Linked DNA regions of Mus musculus: all the other regions are linked to region 1. The links are chromatin loops, found by intact Hi-C in ENCODE. Cell type or tissue: left cerebral cortex. All regions are shown on one strand.

The links. Hi-C counts contacts between places; a loop is a spot of excess contacts. Peaks named below come from ENCODE experiments on the same cell type or tissue, not always from the same donor. Only the 100,000 strongest peaks of a DNase experiment are listed, where the experiment ranks them.
Region 2: it touches region 1 in a loop (1.9-fold over the local background); 2 of 42 quality-filtered maps call a loop at or near these places.
Region 3: a loop joins it to region 1, with 2.4 times the contacts of the local background. A loop is called at or near these places in 2 of 42 quality-filtered maps.

Annotation. Positions count from the first base shown.
Region 1 is chr16:37,647,949-37,652,948 of GRCm38, reverse strand. It overlaps Ndufb4 (NADH:ubiquinone oxidoreductase subunit B4), which reads left to right. Exons shown (of 3, transcript NM_026610.1): 2 at 3,789-3,935. Among named protein-coding and RNA genes, the nearest start is that of Ndufb4, 3.9 kb to the left of the region's middle. In left cerebral cortex, a CTCF peak has its summit at 1,903 (motif pointing right); a DNase peak (open chromatin) is centred at 4,652; H3K4me3 peaks cover 31 bases; H3K27ac peaks cover 888 bases.
Region 2 is chr16:37,560,137-37,565,136 of GRCm38, reverse strand. It overlaps Rabl3 (RAB, member RAS oncogene family-like 3), which reads right to left. Exons shown (of 8, transcript NM_001042499.1): 5 at 1,371-1,521. Among named protein-coding and RNA genes, the nearest start is that of Hgd, 18 kb to the left of the region's middle. In left cerebral cortex, no CTCF peak of the experiment used is centred here; a DNase peak (open chromatin) is centred at 1,984; H3K27ac peaks cover 1,933 bases.
Region 3 is chr16:37,381,560-37,386,559 of GRCm38, reverse strand. It overlaps Stxbp5l (syntaxin binding protein 5-like), which reads left to right and starts at 1,602. Exons shown (of 28, transcript NM_172440.3): 1 at 1,602-1,750; 2 at 2,855-3,048. The coding sequence starts at 2,863. In left cerebral cortex, no CTCF peak of the experiment used is centred here; DNase peaks (open chromatin) are centred at 1,471, 2,063, 2,552 and 2,957; H3K4me3 peaks cover 4,172 bases; H3K27ac peaks cover 1,944 bases.

The DNA.
Region 1 (5,000 bases):
GAACTCACAGAGATCAACCTGCCTCCGCTTTGTGAGTGCTCACATTAAAGGCATGAACCACAACACGGGGCCTGTTTGTTTGTTTAACTTTTTAAAAGTAACTAGAGTAAGGCCTCAGTCAGATGTGAAGTTTGAACCCCCAGTCGTCTGTTTTTTGATCTCTGTAACCCAGGGAAGTTTCCATTTCGCATCTCTAATAGAAATAGAGACACCTGCCTCCTTAGCTGCCCCATTAATCGTTTACCAGCCAAAACTTGTGCACCCTTTGTCTAGTCTTTAGGGGTAACTAATTAGGTCAAAAATAACTGCTCAGGACCTATTATGAGACGAAGATGCTGAGTTGAGAGTACAAAGCCAGCTGGAAGTCCCTGGCCTTGTAGAGCTACCTGTGTTTGGAATGGGGATGACAAATACTAAGTGCGTTAGAAATCTGAATCATTTGGTGTTTGAGCCGGTGGTGAGTGGTACAGAAAATAAGGGTGGGGTCAACCCTGCGTGCACCAGGGAAGGAAGCACCTGTTTGGAACAGGGCTTTGGGCATCTTGTTTTTGTTTGTTTGTTTTGTAGTGTTTGGGATCAAATCCATGGTCTCACATGGGAGGGAAGCGCTCACCACTGAGCCACAATCCCATTCTTGGAGCATGACATTTAAGTAAGGATCTGAAAGAAGTGAACCAAAGGAGTTAGCTTGAGGGAAAGGGAAAGAGTGTGCCAATTAGAAGACACTGTAGGTACAAGACCAGCTCTAGCATTTAATATATCTCAAACTATACCAGAGAGCTATTTCAAAATATGTTAGCAGACCTAGTACTCAGGAGGTGGAGCCAAGTTTCATTTTATGTCCTTATAACATGATTGCCTTTTTAAAAATAACATCTTTATTAATTGTGTTATTTTATTTTATATTAGATGCATTGGTGAGAATTACATAGAATGTATTTCGATGATGAAGTTTTGTTTCTTATGAGACTGTTATGGATAAAATAGTGGGGGGTACAGTGACAAACCGAAGTCAAAGAGATCCCTGCGACTTGATCACATGGACCTTGTATGACATTGTAAAGATCTCTACTGAGGAGGCAGTCACATAACGGAGACTTAACAAAATCTCTCAAGTTTGTTTCCTCAAGAATTGTCTGGGAGGAAGTGAGGGCAGAGAGGGAGGAGCTAGGAGGCCTCTGCAGCAGTTAAATCTCTGTAGTAGTTAAATCTCGCAGTTAATGGGCTCTGTGACAGTAGTTGTGAGATGGCAAGGTGTGGTGAGAATAGGATGGGCGGTATTAAAAGCAGATCCAGCCGGCTTCAGCAGGGTGCAACTGTCTGGTGTAGGAGACAAGGGGAGGATGGTTCCAAGGTCAACAGGAATGTGATAGGAACACACGTGGTGGTGGACTGAAAGGAATATTGGCAGATCAGTTTATGGTACTTTTAGGACTCCTGGGTAGATGTTGTGTTTAACATGGAGGTCTAGGGCTAGAGGTAGGCTGTTGGTAGCCATGCCCATATGGGCTTAAAGTCATGTGACCAGATGACCTCTTTCATGGAGTGAACTTATGTAAGAGAGCCCAGCAAAAGTTAAAGCCCGATGTTAAAACACTGAAAAACAACAGAAGGAAAAGAGCAAAAGAGATGAAGAGAGAATGGGCAGAGAGGAAGGAAGCCAAACAGAGATGGACTCGGGAAGTACAGAGGAAAGTGTGAGGCTTTCCCACACCAGAGGCTGCTGGCATTTCACTGGACATTGAGTGGTGACATGGAAAGCTGCCTCAACCCCCTCCCCCATTTACTTAATTCATTTGTTTGGTTTGTTTTTTAAAATAAGTTTTTTTTTAAATGTTTATGTTTGGCTTTTTAAATTTTTGTTTATTTATTTAATGTATGAGTGCTCTGCTGCATATACATCCTCAGACCAAAAGAGGGCATCAGATCCCTTTAAAGATGGTTGTGAGCCACCATGTGGTTGCTGGGAATTGAACTCAGGACCTCTGGAAGAGCAGTTCATGCTCTTAACTGCTGAGCCATGTCACCAGCCCTACTTAATTCATTTGTATGAGTGTTTTGTCTACATTTCTGTATGTGTACCACATATGCCTGATGCCAGAAGAGGCGAGAAGTAGACATTGGATCATTTGGAACTAGACTTAGGGATGGTGGTGAGCCACCAGGTGGGCTCTGAGAACTGAACCCAGGTCCTTTTCAAGAGCAACAACTAACCACTCTTAACCACTGAGCCATCTCTTCAGCTTTTTCCTCTGGTTTTGGTCATGAAGTTACTGGTATTTTGTGAAATGAAATGTCTATTCCAGAGACAGATCTGGAAGCTATTAAAGTGCAGACTAGTGAGTGACTGGTGACTTGAGAGGTCTCATTGTGTGGCATTCAGATGCATTTCATCTCTGGCCTTGCTCTGCTTGTCCGGTTACTATTATGCGACCATACTGTTCATTTCTAGAGCAGCAGGAGGTTAGGTTTAGACTTCTCTGACTGGTAGTGAACTGATCACCTTTGCAGTTGAGGGATTTCAACCTGATTGAAAGGCTGACTGCATCTCCATCAAGGCTCCCTTACCTTCGAGCTATAGCTGGTCACCTCAGGGTCGAATTGCTGTAATTCAGCTTAGTTTGAAATGTAAATGTCGAAGTTATTTCAGTCTTGCCAATCATGGCTGCTTGGTGTTGGTTAAGACCTTAGATGTTCATGCTGCATACTGAAGACTAAAGCTGATTTTATTTGCTTATTTTAATCTGCCAGTTAATTGGCGAGAATAATTTTGTAGAATCATTTGGGGATTTAGCTAATTAAGTTTAATTATGTGTTTGGGGTAGATTTTCTATTCTTAGGAGATTATTTTAGTATAAATATATTAAATTACTTTTTTCTTAGCCAAGATAAGCTGATTTTTTTTTTACAATTTTGACCTTTTGACCTTTTTTTTTCCCCAAGACTTTAGTAGTGTGGAAGGTAACAGTTTGCTTTTCAAACACCAGCCAAGTTAGTTTAGAAACTTAGGGTTCATGGCGAGAGGTATAGCTCAGTGTTAGGGCTCATGCCTTATTTACATAATGCCCCTGGTTTGATCTTCTGAACCAAAAGAAAGCAAAAACATATAATTCAGAGTTAGGGTAAGCCTGCTTTCATCTTCCTGCAACTGACTTAGCAGGGAAGGCCGCTTGTGACAGCGTTAGAAAGGATGCTAGAAGCAAAATAGGAAGCTTGATAGAGCATCTGAGATCTCTCTTCATCTGGGCTGTGGGGTGGGTCTCATGGCCACTTCCAAGAGAGATAGGAGGTTAAGTCTGTGGGACATTTAAAAGTGATGAATCGGGAGAGGTGGCTTCTCGGATAGTTTAAAATTAGGAATCTTACATTGGAAATAGAAAGCTAGAGGGGAGAAAAGAATCTTTAAATCACGCAGAATTTGAACAGGATCATCAGAAAGTTGTGCATACCTATGATCCCAGCACTTGGGAAGCTGAGACACAGGAGGGTTGTCATGAGTTTGAGGCCAGCTTGAGCTATAGGTTAGCCAAGGCTACAGAGCAAGACCGTATTTAATAAAAACCAAAACCAAAAGAAAAGGGAAAAAAGGAGGGGGGGGGAATAAAGTTTCTGAATAGTAGAACCAGTCAGGTGGGAGTCATGGCACAGTCCTGTGATTCCAGACTTGGGAGGGGGAGATCAGAAAGCCTGGGTTCAAGGTTGGTGGGCTCCTTCACAGCAGCCCCGGTGAATTCTCCCTCAGCGTGGCCTCCTTAAGGTTGACGAGTCTGTGTTTGTGTTCCTTTCAGGAGGATCCTGCCTTGATTCGCTGGACCTATGCAAGATCAGCAAATATTTATCCTAATTTCAGGCCCACTCCCAAGAACTCACTTTTAGGAGCTGTGGCAGGGTTTGGGCCCCTCATCTTCTGGTATTATGTTTTCAAAACAGACAGGGTAAGTATTAGGGCTAGATGTTTAGCTGGTTTGAGAAGTCCCTCCTAGGTGCCCCCAGCAGTTCCTAGTGGTGATGGCTCCCAGTGTCTCTTTTGGTCACATGTCTTTATTCCTTTCTCGGAAAAGTTGGAGTTTTCATTTGATTTGATACTTTGTTTTAAAAAAATCAACAACATGGCAGCCTATGGCTCTTTCAGGTTTAATTTAATGGTGACTTTGCAGTTTATAAAAAGTAACAGAAGGGTCAGTTTAAATTTATGAGAGTAGAGTTCAGTTCATGAGTCTTCCTGGGTTTTTTTTCCCAGATAATATGAGAAATTGTAATGTGATGATTAAGCAAGTAAATACCGTAACAACTTTTTAAAAGTTAATTTTCTCATTAGAGGGTATATAGAAACTTGATTTTACTAAGACAGGATTGAGATCTCCCTATGTCACCCAGGCCAGTCTCAAATTTCCAGCCTCCTGAGCACTGGGATTACAGGAATGAGTGACCCTGTCTGGGTTAAAGCTGAACTTGTTTTGTGTCTGACCTTCGGATACCCTGGAGTCCTTTAGCTTTGCTGGTGCATTTGTTAGAGATGGTGTGTATTGGATGAGCGTTAGCAGAACATATGGCTCACTTAGCTCTGTTGCTGAGCTCTGCATGTTAGTTACTCTTCAAACACACGAAACCCCAACAACGGAAGCAGGGGTAACATGCCAGTTGCTGTCTTCAGAGGCCTGGCTGCGTGGTCCCAGAGAAGGCTGCTCCATTCCCGTTCCTGGCACAGTCCAGCGCTTGTGTAGCCATGTAGACTAGAGGCCAGCCGCCTCCTCTTCGTGAGCTCTTATCTTTTGGTTGGTACATCAGCATGCGTTTCCAGAAGTTGTGTGCATTTACTTTTGCTGTCTGCTTTTGAAGCTAGGCATGGTAGCTCATACCTGTAATCCTAGCCCTGGGGAGGCTGAGGCTGGTGGAGCACCATGAGTTTGAGGCCAGCTACGTTAACAACTGAGTTCCAGGCTAGCCTTGGCTGTAGGTTGGGATTCTGCCTCAAAACAAGACAGAAATGATTTCTGCTT
Region 2 (5,000 bases), 88 kb after region 1:
ACACTTTTATAATCTATATGGTAGGGAGCCACTTGAGCACTAGGATCCAACACTGACTACCGGGGTATTTACATTGACCATTCCATGGTGGTAAATGCAAACAGGGGGCACATTCCACTGTACAATAAAATATAAGAAACAATGGAGGGCAGGCAGAGACTGAACCAGACAGGTAGAGGCAATGTTTACAGATGTTAATTCACTGAGCAAAAGGTATCAGACTCACTTGAATGATCTGGCGGAGGCTCCAGCTCAGTGGTAAAGTGTTTCTCATGTGTAAGGCTCAGTACCACATTACAAAACAAAGCATTAACAGTGAGCTCCTGCCAGCATTCTGAGCACAAAGCTCTGACTTGAAGAGCAGTCATTATAAACATTCATAGGTGCTGTTGGTAATATAACTATGCAGTGAGCTTTGGGTAACTGTTGATATAAATGATTTCAAAGCACCTTCATTTTAAATCTTAGTTGAAGGGTAATCAAGTGGGAAAGGGACTTAAGTTGTATAGTCGGAGCGCCTTATTTGACTTCATCTTTAAAATGGAGCTAGAAGTACCTACATTACGTGTGATGTGATACCTGTAAACCTTACAACTGCATCTGGAGAACAGCTGCCCTCCAAGTGCTGGCCACTGGCTCAGTCAGCACTGCACACCTGAACAACAGTGTACTGACAGCGTGGCAATCCTGCTTATGAGCATCGATAACTCATCTCCACCTCCGAGGCTGCGGGCGAGGTCTTGTTCTGGGGAGTGGGAATTGGTTTATATGCGTTGTTTCCTAGCTCGTTAGCATTCTGTTCTAATTAAGCTAGCTATCACAGAGTTTCTATATGTAAGACTTTATATACATCAGTCCTTATGACACATTCCTGGTTTACAGTGTGCAACTTCCTCATACATCTGCTTGTGTGCCCTTCAAATTAAGCAGTTGTGGTAAGCAGTTAAGAGGTTTTTTTCTTTCATTTTACTTATTTTATTTTATTTTGGTTTTCTGAGACAGGCTTTCTCTGTCTCCTGGAACTCACTCAGAGATCCATCTGCCTCTGCCTCCTGAGTGCTGGGATTAAGAGCTTTTTTTTTTTCTTCCAAAAACAACAATAACCAATGTATGCCTTAATTGATAGGATTATTTTGAGTTTGGTATGCTTTTTAAGTTTTTTCAAAAAAGAGGCTATGATTTGTACTATTCGCAGAATATAGCTTGAGGATTCCAACAGCCCAGTGTACAAGTTCAAAGTGAAAGAGACCTTCATGTGATAGTCTAGACAGGCTGACTCTGATTTGTTCTGGATTGGTGAGCTGCGGATTTGAGTATAAAGCTGCTTTGCCTAGAATATAACCTAGACACACATTGGTGAAAGTACATACCAAATTAATCTCTTCAGCATTGAAGTCCTCAGCCAGGAAAGCAGTCCTGATTAAAACTTCATGGCGCTTGGTTTCATGAATCTGGTCCAGTTTAGTCCCTATTACCAACAGTGGGATTTGGTTATCAGCAAACTGTTCTCGGTCATAATCCCTGTGGTAAATAACCATGAAGAGGAGAATAGAATTTACCTTCCCAACGTAGATGTGTATTCTTTAAATGCAAGGTGCTTACACAACTTTAGTGATAATTAACTTATTGCTGCTCATCGTCACCTATAAATCTTTTTTCTCCTGCTATCTTTAATGTATCTTCATGATCAGCCCATCATCTATTGAATTCCAACTCTTCATCTTATTATTCAAAGTCTGTTTCTGTGTCTCTTTATAGCAGATAACTAGGATGGCTGAGGGCCTACCAAGTACACCATGATCATGTGACTCAAGTGTCCATAATGCAGTGTCTTCAGTAGGTAACAGCTTCAAAAATTTTCAGTGTGAAAGAAGGAAGTAGATTTAAAGCTCAGTGTGTGGAAAACCCAGGAGCCTAGCAAGGAATGCAGGCACTTCATGCACAAATCCTCCAGCTTGCATATGTATTCCTGGCTATGAGTAATTAAAAAAACCTTTTCAGAGTGAAAAGAGCTGGGGAAGCGGCGCCTGAGTGAGACACAGCTTGGATGGAAGCGGAGGAAAACTGCTGAAATGTTAAAAGCATGATTCTAAAAGGCAAGACGACCAGTACCAAAGAATTATCCTTACATGACAGTCATAAGAGACAGAGGATCGGCCATCAGAATCTCTTAGTGTTAGAAGGGGGTCTATTATAATTCAGTTTCTTCCCATTTTTACCCAAAGGATTGAGTAGCAATTACAAATGATAGTTCTCACTACTGAAAGGAACATAAAGTCCACTGTTGTTAATTAATTGAAATTCTATTTGCCTATTAGAAGCAAAGTAGATCTAGACTTCTAACACGTTATAAGTTCAATTTACAGCAGTCAGCAAACCTGCTTTTGAACAATCGATGCTGTATAATCCAATCAATAAAACCCACTGGAGCGCGGCTCCTTTTCCGGCTTAGCACTCCTCTGTCTTTTGGAGCACTCTAACTGAGCTGGGCGGAGAGGGTCACTCACTAGGTCTCCCCACCTTTCACACTCATCTTGCAGAGCCTCAGCTGTAGTTGTGTCTCAGAACAGAGTTGTTTTGAATTTACATATCTGTTTTATTTGTATGGAAACCAACACAAGTTCAAGGCCTATGAACTAGTACCTGGTTACCTACATACTCCTCACTTGGGAGACATGGTTTGGATTGAAATTTAAATTATAGAGAATAAGGTTTTCAGGGTACCACCCTTCAGGATTATTTCTTTTTCTTATATTCACAAATTCTTTCTTGAAAAGTTTTGTGTTTTCTATCAAATACTATCTTTAATATACATAATCTCTGCTATTTAAAATCGTATATACTCTTTTGTAGATTACCATGTAAGTATATATACCTTGATCTTTCATTTTTCTTTTTAGCTTTTCATTTTTTCAAGAACTATATTCATTGAAACACAGATGTATATAATGACTCACCTCTTAAATATTAACTTTAAAAGAAAATTATACCACATTGTCTTTGATGTTTCTTATCACCTCTTTCACTAAAAATCATACATCCAATTGAAATTAGACCTGGATATAATCATTATGTGAAAAACTGACGGAGAATTTTATTATGGACAGCTATGGCTAGAACTTCTCTAAAAAACACATAATTTTATATGCACAATAATTCTCTGAGAAACGAAAACAGCAGCTATGCATACTCTTAATACTATAACTAAAATAAAGAAGGTTTAAGATGCAAGAAATAAAAGATACAATAGGGCTTTCGATTTGCTGTTTTACTTTTTAAAGTGGTGCTAAGGATGAACCTAGGTCCTTATGTATGCTAGGGAAATGCTCTACTGAGCTAGAGCTACAGCCCTTTTCATGGATGCTGTATGCAAATACATGCACACTCCTTTACACGCTCTCTTGCACATTACAAGGGAAATGATGTATATTCTCTGCATCTTGATTTGCATTCTCTGTAGATCTCTATTTTCCTACATAGAAACATTCCTGATGCTTTCTTAAATAGTTAAAGTAGAGTATTCCAGAATATAACTAGACCATTATTTATTTAACAGACTTTCTTTTGGACCTCAGAGTTGCTTCCAGATCATTTGCTGTTAAAATAATGCAGCAATAAAGAACCAATGCACTGTTGTTTAATGCGTGTGCAGGTGCAGCTAGAGGACCAAATGAAGTTACAGAGTCAAAGTACAGTTTCTATATCTGTAACAATTATGCCATCTTGAATTTCTGAACATTGATGTGAGTATTTTCTGGTATAAATAAGCCATCTCTTACTTGTAATTTAAGAATAAGTTTTTTGAGGAGTAAAAATCAGTGAAACTAAAATATCTGAAAATTTTAGAACATCAACAAACTAGTAGCATGTCTAAGGGAAGCAAAAAGAAAACACAAGTTAGCAAGATCAGGGATGAAAATGCGCATGTCATTACAGACTCCAGGAAGATAACGAATAATATTACAAACAACCCTGTTCACAGATGTTCAGTAACTTAAAGGAAATGCATGAATCCTCTACAGCTCAAATTTGCCAAATTCACTTGAGACAAAACAAAATACATGTACCATTCGGCAACTATTAAAAAAAAATAGAATCTGACGTTAAAAACCTTTCAAAATGAAATATGCAAGCCCCAAAATTTCACTGGTAAATTCAAGCAATCATCCAAAGAAGAAATAACATCAAATATATATAATATCTTTCCCCAAACAGGACATAGAGGGACATTGAGGCCAAAATTATCCTCAAATCAAACAGGCCAAAGACATTATAGAACAGAAAGTATAACCAATATTCCATATGAACACAGATTAAAAAAAAAAAAACAAAACAAAACTGCAAGACAACATTCAATCAAAACCAGCAACATCTAAAATGAAAGAATGAATTCACTGTAACCATGGGATGAAAGGGTGGTTCAATATCTGAAAATCAGTCAGGATCTACCACACTAGCAATTTTTGGGTAGCTGTGACCAAGTACCTGACAGAAACTCTAAAATATATATGTTAGCTCACAGTTTCAAGGGAGCAGATGCATACATCAACAGAACAGAGTACAGAAGTCGACCTGTACTGTCACTATGGTCAACTGACTTTGTCAAAAGAATGAAGATGATTCAATGGAGATAGTATACTCTTGTTACCAAATGATGCTGGGACAGGTGAACATTCAAATTTAAGCCCAAATCACATTATTTATATAAAATTAAAGCAGATCATAAATCTAATACAAACCCCATATTATAAAACTTATAGAAGGAAATGCAGGAGAAAACCTGTATGAGATTAAGCAAACAGCTCTTAGATATGATACCAAGGGCAAAATGCAGTGTAGGAAAACTAAGTAATGAGATTCCATCAAAATAAACACCACTGCCAGGAAACATGCCATTCAGATAATGGAAAGACCAAGTAGAGGCTAAAATAGGACTAATGACACACCTTCAGAGGAATATTTCATAAAGAGCATTCTCAGGATTGTAATCACACTTAAAA
Region 3 (5,000 bases), 270 kb after region 1:
CTCTCATTAACTCCGATGTTTGGAAATGAACAATGGGCCAGAAAGGAAAAAAAAAAAAAAAAAAAAGGCAACAGGAGACAGCAAAAGACAGGTATTGTTAGGTATCTGATATAGGATTTAGAAGCACTTCAAGATCCAGTTTATAACACATATGAAATTTGTTTCCATACTTATTTTTCACTCCTCCCAAGCATGATAAGTTAGATATCATCTCATAAATCTTTATCTTATAGCCAGTAACTAATCCATTGTCTAAAGCCCTTTGAATGCTCTTTCTAAGAGAAATACTGTGCCAGGTACTAAATTAACTAGAAGCACAAAGTTCTACTCCTTAATGGTTATTAAGAAAATCACTATCTGGGTTTGACCGTGAAAGTGTGAGAGGGTTACAAAAAGAAGTGCTGCAAGTGTTAAGGAGTAGAACATTCAAAATGAGAATGTGAATACCGAGCTGAGTTTCCGAAAATCTGAGCGCGATTTGATCGCCATGGTTTCTTTGCTATTTGCCTGAGTAATTCATAAGGCATTCAAGTCTTCCCTTTCTCCCCTCTCATCTCTGACAGAGAAAGGGATGGGTCTGGAAGTGGTGTTTCATACCTAAGATGTAGGACAGTAAATATTTGGGACGATTTCTAATGATCCCTGTTGCTTAGATTAAAGTGTACAGTTAGTTATGGACCTTGAGCCTTTTACCAAAAGCCAGTCAGGGCTCAGAACTACATCACCTTCTTCACAATGGTGCGATGTTTCTTTTTCCTGTATGGAATAGAGTATTTTCCAAAATGATTCAAATGAGAAAAAAGCTTAAGATGCATCTTGTCATGATTTGAGAGAAATGTTTCCTCAAAAATTTAATTTGTCTATGTGGAGAAGGGGAACGCTGGTCTATTTCCATAGGCTGTATAAAGTAGGCAAATCATTTCCTTAAGATTTGGAAGCCAACATTTCCACCGAAAACCAATTCATTTTGGTACAGATGACTTAATGGAGAGAACTAACAGTTTGTAGGGATTATTTACAAATCTACGTTCAACGCATATAGCAGGGCAGCGAGATCGTCTATTAGATGCACCTGGCCCTGGTGAGCAGAAATAGATTCAAGGGGTGCTGGGGGGTGGGGGAAGGCTGCAAAATAAGCCCGGTCCAAAAGCCGGGTCCACAATACAGTCCAGAGCACGACCTAAGGTAACCCTTTCTGCAGCCTGGGACTCCCGGAGCGCAAGTTCTCAAGCTTGCAAGCATTCTATTGATTCACACTTGCGTCCTTCAACAGGTAGCACCAATTACAGCCCCCAAAGCACGGCGCCAAGGCATACTGGCTAGTATGGCTGTCAATCAAATACATCACCTACTTTCCTAAATGATCCCCTCCTCCTGTCACTGGCTTTTTCTCTGACCTATCCCCAAACTTCTTTCCTGCCTGGAATCCCTAAGACTTAGGTCAGTGGAGCTTGTGATTGGCGAGAGGATGTCCCGCCCCCCTGGTGCCCAGAGTGCCCCGCCCCCGGCGCGAGAGTCTGGGAGGGAGGAGGGTGCGGGCCGACTGGGGCGGGGCCTACCTCCCACGGCGGGGGCGGAGCCTGAGACAGACCCGCCCGCTCGGTTAGGACCTCGGAGAGCGCCAGGCACCAGGACCAGAGGGACCCGAGAAGCGGCCGGATCCGGGCTGGACCTTCGCCCGCCTGTGAGCCTGCAGCCTCCGCGCCCTCCGCCTCACGGGCTGGCCGGCGGCTAGTGGCGTCTGAGGAAGGTGCTAAGTCTGGGGTCCCCAGGGACACCCGTGCTGTCCCATCGCGGCTTGCCCTCACACCTGTGCGCACGCCTGTGTGTGTGTGTGTGTGTGTGTGTGTGTGTGTGTGTGTGTGTGTGTGTGTGTGCCTGTGCAAGAGGGAGAGCGCGCCCGCGCAGCTGTCTGAGGTGCGTGTGGCTTCCCGGCTGTCTGTGAGGGCTCCAGGGCTCGTAGCCCGCGGTGGTAGCCTCAGCGCCCTGCTTGGCTGGGAGGGAGCGAGAGAGCCAGCTCTGCGCGCCCCGCAGGCTGAGGCGGGACTCGGGCCGCAGGCGTCACCGCCTCACATCCCCCGGAGAGCCGCTGCTGTGCAGAGGGGGAGCCGGGCGGGGAGGGGACACGGGAGACCAGAGGCGGGAGAGGGGCAGAAGAGAGGAGCTGGGGACAGGTGGAGGCAGGCGGTCCCCGCTCGCCCCTCCCGTCGGCTGTGGCCGTGAGTCACCGCAGATGTTTTGGGGTCTAGGTTTTTGGGTATATGGGATGGAAAAAAGCCATTTTTTTTCCTGTCCCCTAGTTTCTATTGAGAAAAAGGAAGCTTTGAAGATGATGGGATTGTGTGGGGGGGAGCCCCAAACATGGTGGAAGAGTAAATACTGGTTCCCCTACAACATCGTTTTTTCCGATAATAAAAATTTATGAGTTGACCCTGAAGAAGGAAAGCCCCCCTTTCAGAACAGTCCATAGGGTCTTGGTCTGTTGGGCTCTGGTTTGATTGTATAATAATGATGATATAATGCTAATGACGATGATGACACGGCCTTTTATTTTTACCCCAGTGCTGATAAAGCATAGCTACAGCTGGGGATAAAGCCCTTGAAAATCTGAATGTGCGAAGGAAGGAATACTGTTGCTCTTGGAGTTGTGTTCTCTTTATCTTATAAAGATATCCCTTTTAAAGTTAAAATTTGAGGACATGAAGCCCGAACCCCTCTTCCCCGTCGATTACATCCAATGCTCATAAAATGGGGACTAGCTACTCCTGCCTTGACTAATGAAAAGATAGAGGCTTTTGCCCCGTAAAATTCCATGTTTGTGACCACTTCTCTTTTCCTTTTAATTTTTCGACAGTGTTTAAAATGAAGAAGTTTAATTTCCGAAAAGTTTTGGATGGCTTAACTGCCTCTTCCCCTGGCAGTGGTAGCAGCAGTGGCAGTAACAGTGGTGGGGCTGGAAGTGGCTCTGTCCATCCAGGAGGGACTGCAGGGCTTCCGAGAGAGGAAATTCAGGAAAGCCTGACTTCAGACTATTTCCAGATTTGCAAGGTAAGTTTTGAATTGGCTTTAGGGCCTGTTATATTTCTACTTTACTGTTGTGAAGAAACAAGGAGACACACACACACACACACATACATTTGCAGGGCTGGAAATTGTTGAGACGTCAGTATCAAAGAGCCTAGTACTAAGTTGATTTGAATGAATAAAAACACTTTAGATATTAACTTTGGCATCGGTTTATAAGCAACAATGGTATTTTAAAGAGAAGGAAAAGACACACAAAAAGTAGTATTTCCAAGGTGTTAAAGCCAAATAAGTGGACAAAATACGTTTGTGTATACGTACTAAACTGAAGGAGAAATGACAGCCATTTGGCTTCCTGGGTTTTCATTCTGAGAAACTGTTATTCCTTTTCTCTGTCTAGTTGTAAAATGAATAAGGCTCTCAACATGTTGCTAGAATTAAGTAGATAATAGATTAATGTGCCCAGTGACAGTGTTCTAAAATTCTAGATATTAGAAAAAAAGGGATCTTAGACCCTTGATAAGCATACAAATCCTATGGGCTCAATTCTTGTGAGAACTCAGAATTCCCAGAAAAGCAAAGCAACGTGTTCTGATTCAGAGGAAAACATTTAGGCCATTATACTTTGATTTTGAGCTTCCAATGAACAAGCAGAATTTTGGACAGGGAAAGAAGATGAGAAATAGTAAAAAAAAAAAAATGTAACATTGCTATATAAAGATATTATAGTATTACTTTATGAGATGGTATATTTTCTTCATTGCTCTTTTTGGGTGTTACCTTTCAGTGTAATTTTGATATGACTTATATGAGAAAAAAAACCACCTTTAAGTCATTTGTATGATATAAATGAATATAGTTTTATAAATGTGATTGAATACATAATATAAATACATAATAAGAAAAATCAGGTTAAGTTTCAGTCATTGTCTCAGCTCTTCCTAGAAAGTTTATTATAAAAACATCAAATCTATAGTTATTAGTTTACTTAAGGCCCAAGTTTATTTAGAATTAAATAGATTTAATCAATTGTGTGAAATTTGAATACAATATGAAGTAATAGATATTATATCAGTTAAGGAAGAACTTAATAGCGGTTCTGAAACAAATATGTGAAAGAGCCCTGGAAGCCAAATTTGAATTGCTACACAGGAGAATCATGTCTTGATTATTTATTTCTATTTCCTTTCCCATATTCTGAAAAAAAATCCTAATACCCTCAAGTAATGAACGTGATAGTGATGCAGGAGAATTTTATTTCAGATAAAATTAGTATAGAGCAGGTAGACTCAAACCAGATGGATGATGAACAGTAGAGGCTGTAAAGCAAGTAGAGAAATTTTTAAATGAAATAAATTCAGAGGTATGTATGTGTAAATGCTGGAAATAAAGTGCAGCACACGGTTACCTCCAAGTTTCTTAAGAAAAGAGTGGTCATGACAAGTGGCAGAAGTTAAGTATGGTCTATGTCTGATACATATGGCATGGTAGGAAGGACAATGGCCTATGAATAAGTTTTTTTTTTTAAACATTTTAAGCCCTGCCATTTGCCAGCCATATTATCACGGGCAAGATATGTTTTTCTTCTTGGAACCTTGTTTCCTGCATTTGCAGTATGAGAATAAATATTTCTATTTTCCTTATATGAAAGAAAGCTTATTAGAATTTGAGAAGACAAGACGGTGAAGAGAATACACAGGGTGAGAGGGGTGATAAAATATTTATATTTTTGAAGTTGAAAAGATACCTTGTTTGTTGTAGAACAAATATAGCCATTATAATATACTTTATATTTAGGGTAATAAGTTTCAAATAAACTATGAGGTTAGACAGTTGTATTAGCTATGCAGTAATTGTACTGCAGTCACACCAAGTATGGAAAACACAATAGTATATTTGACTAGGACTACAGTTAATTTAAAAAGTGATTATGTAACTATATTATAGGTAGCATAGTCTATAATGGATATATAAAG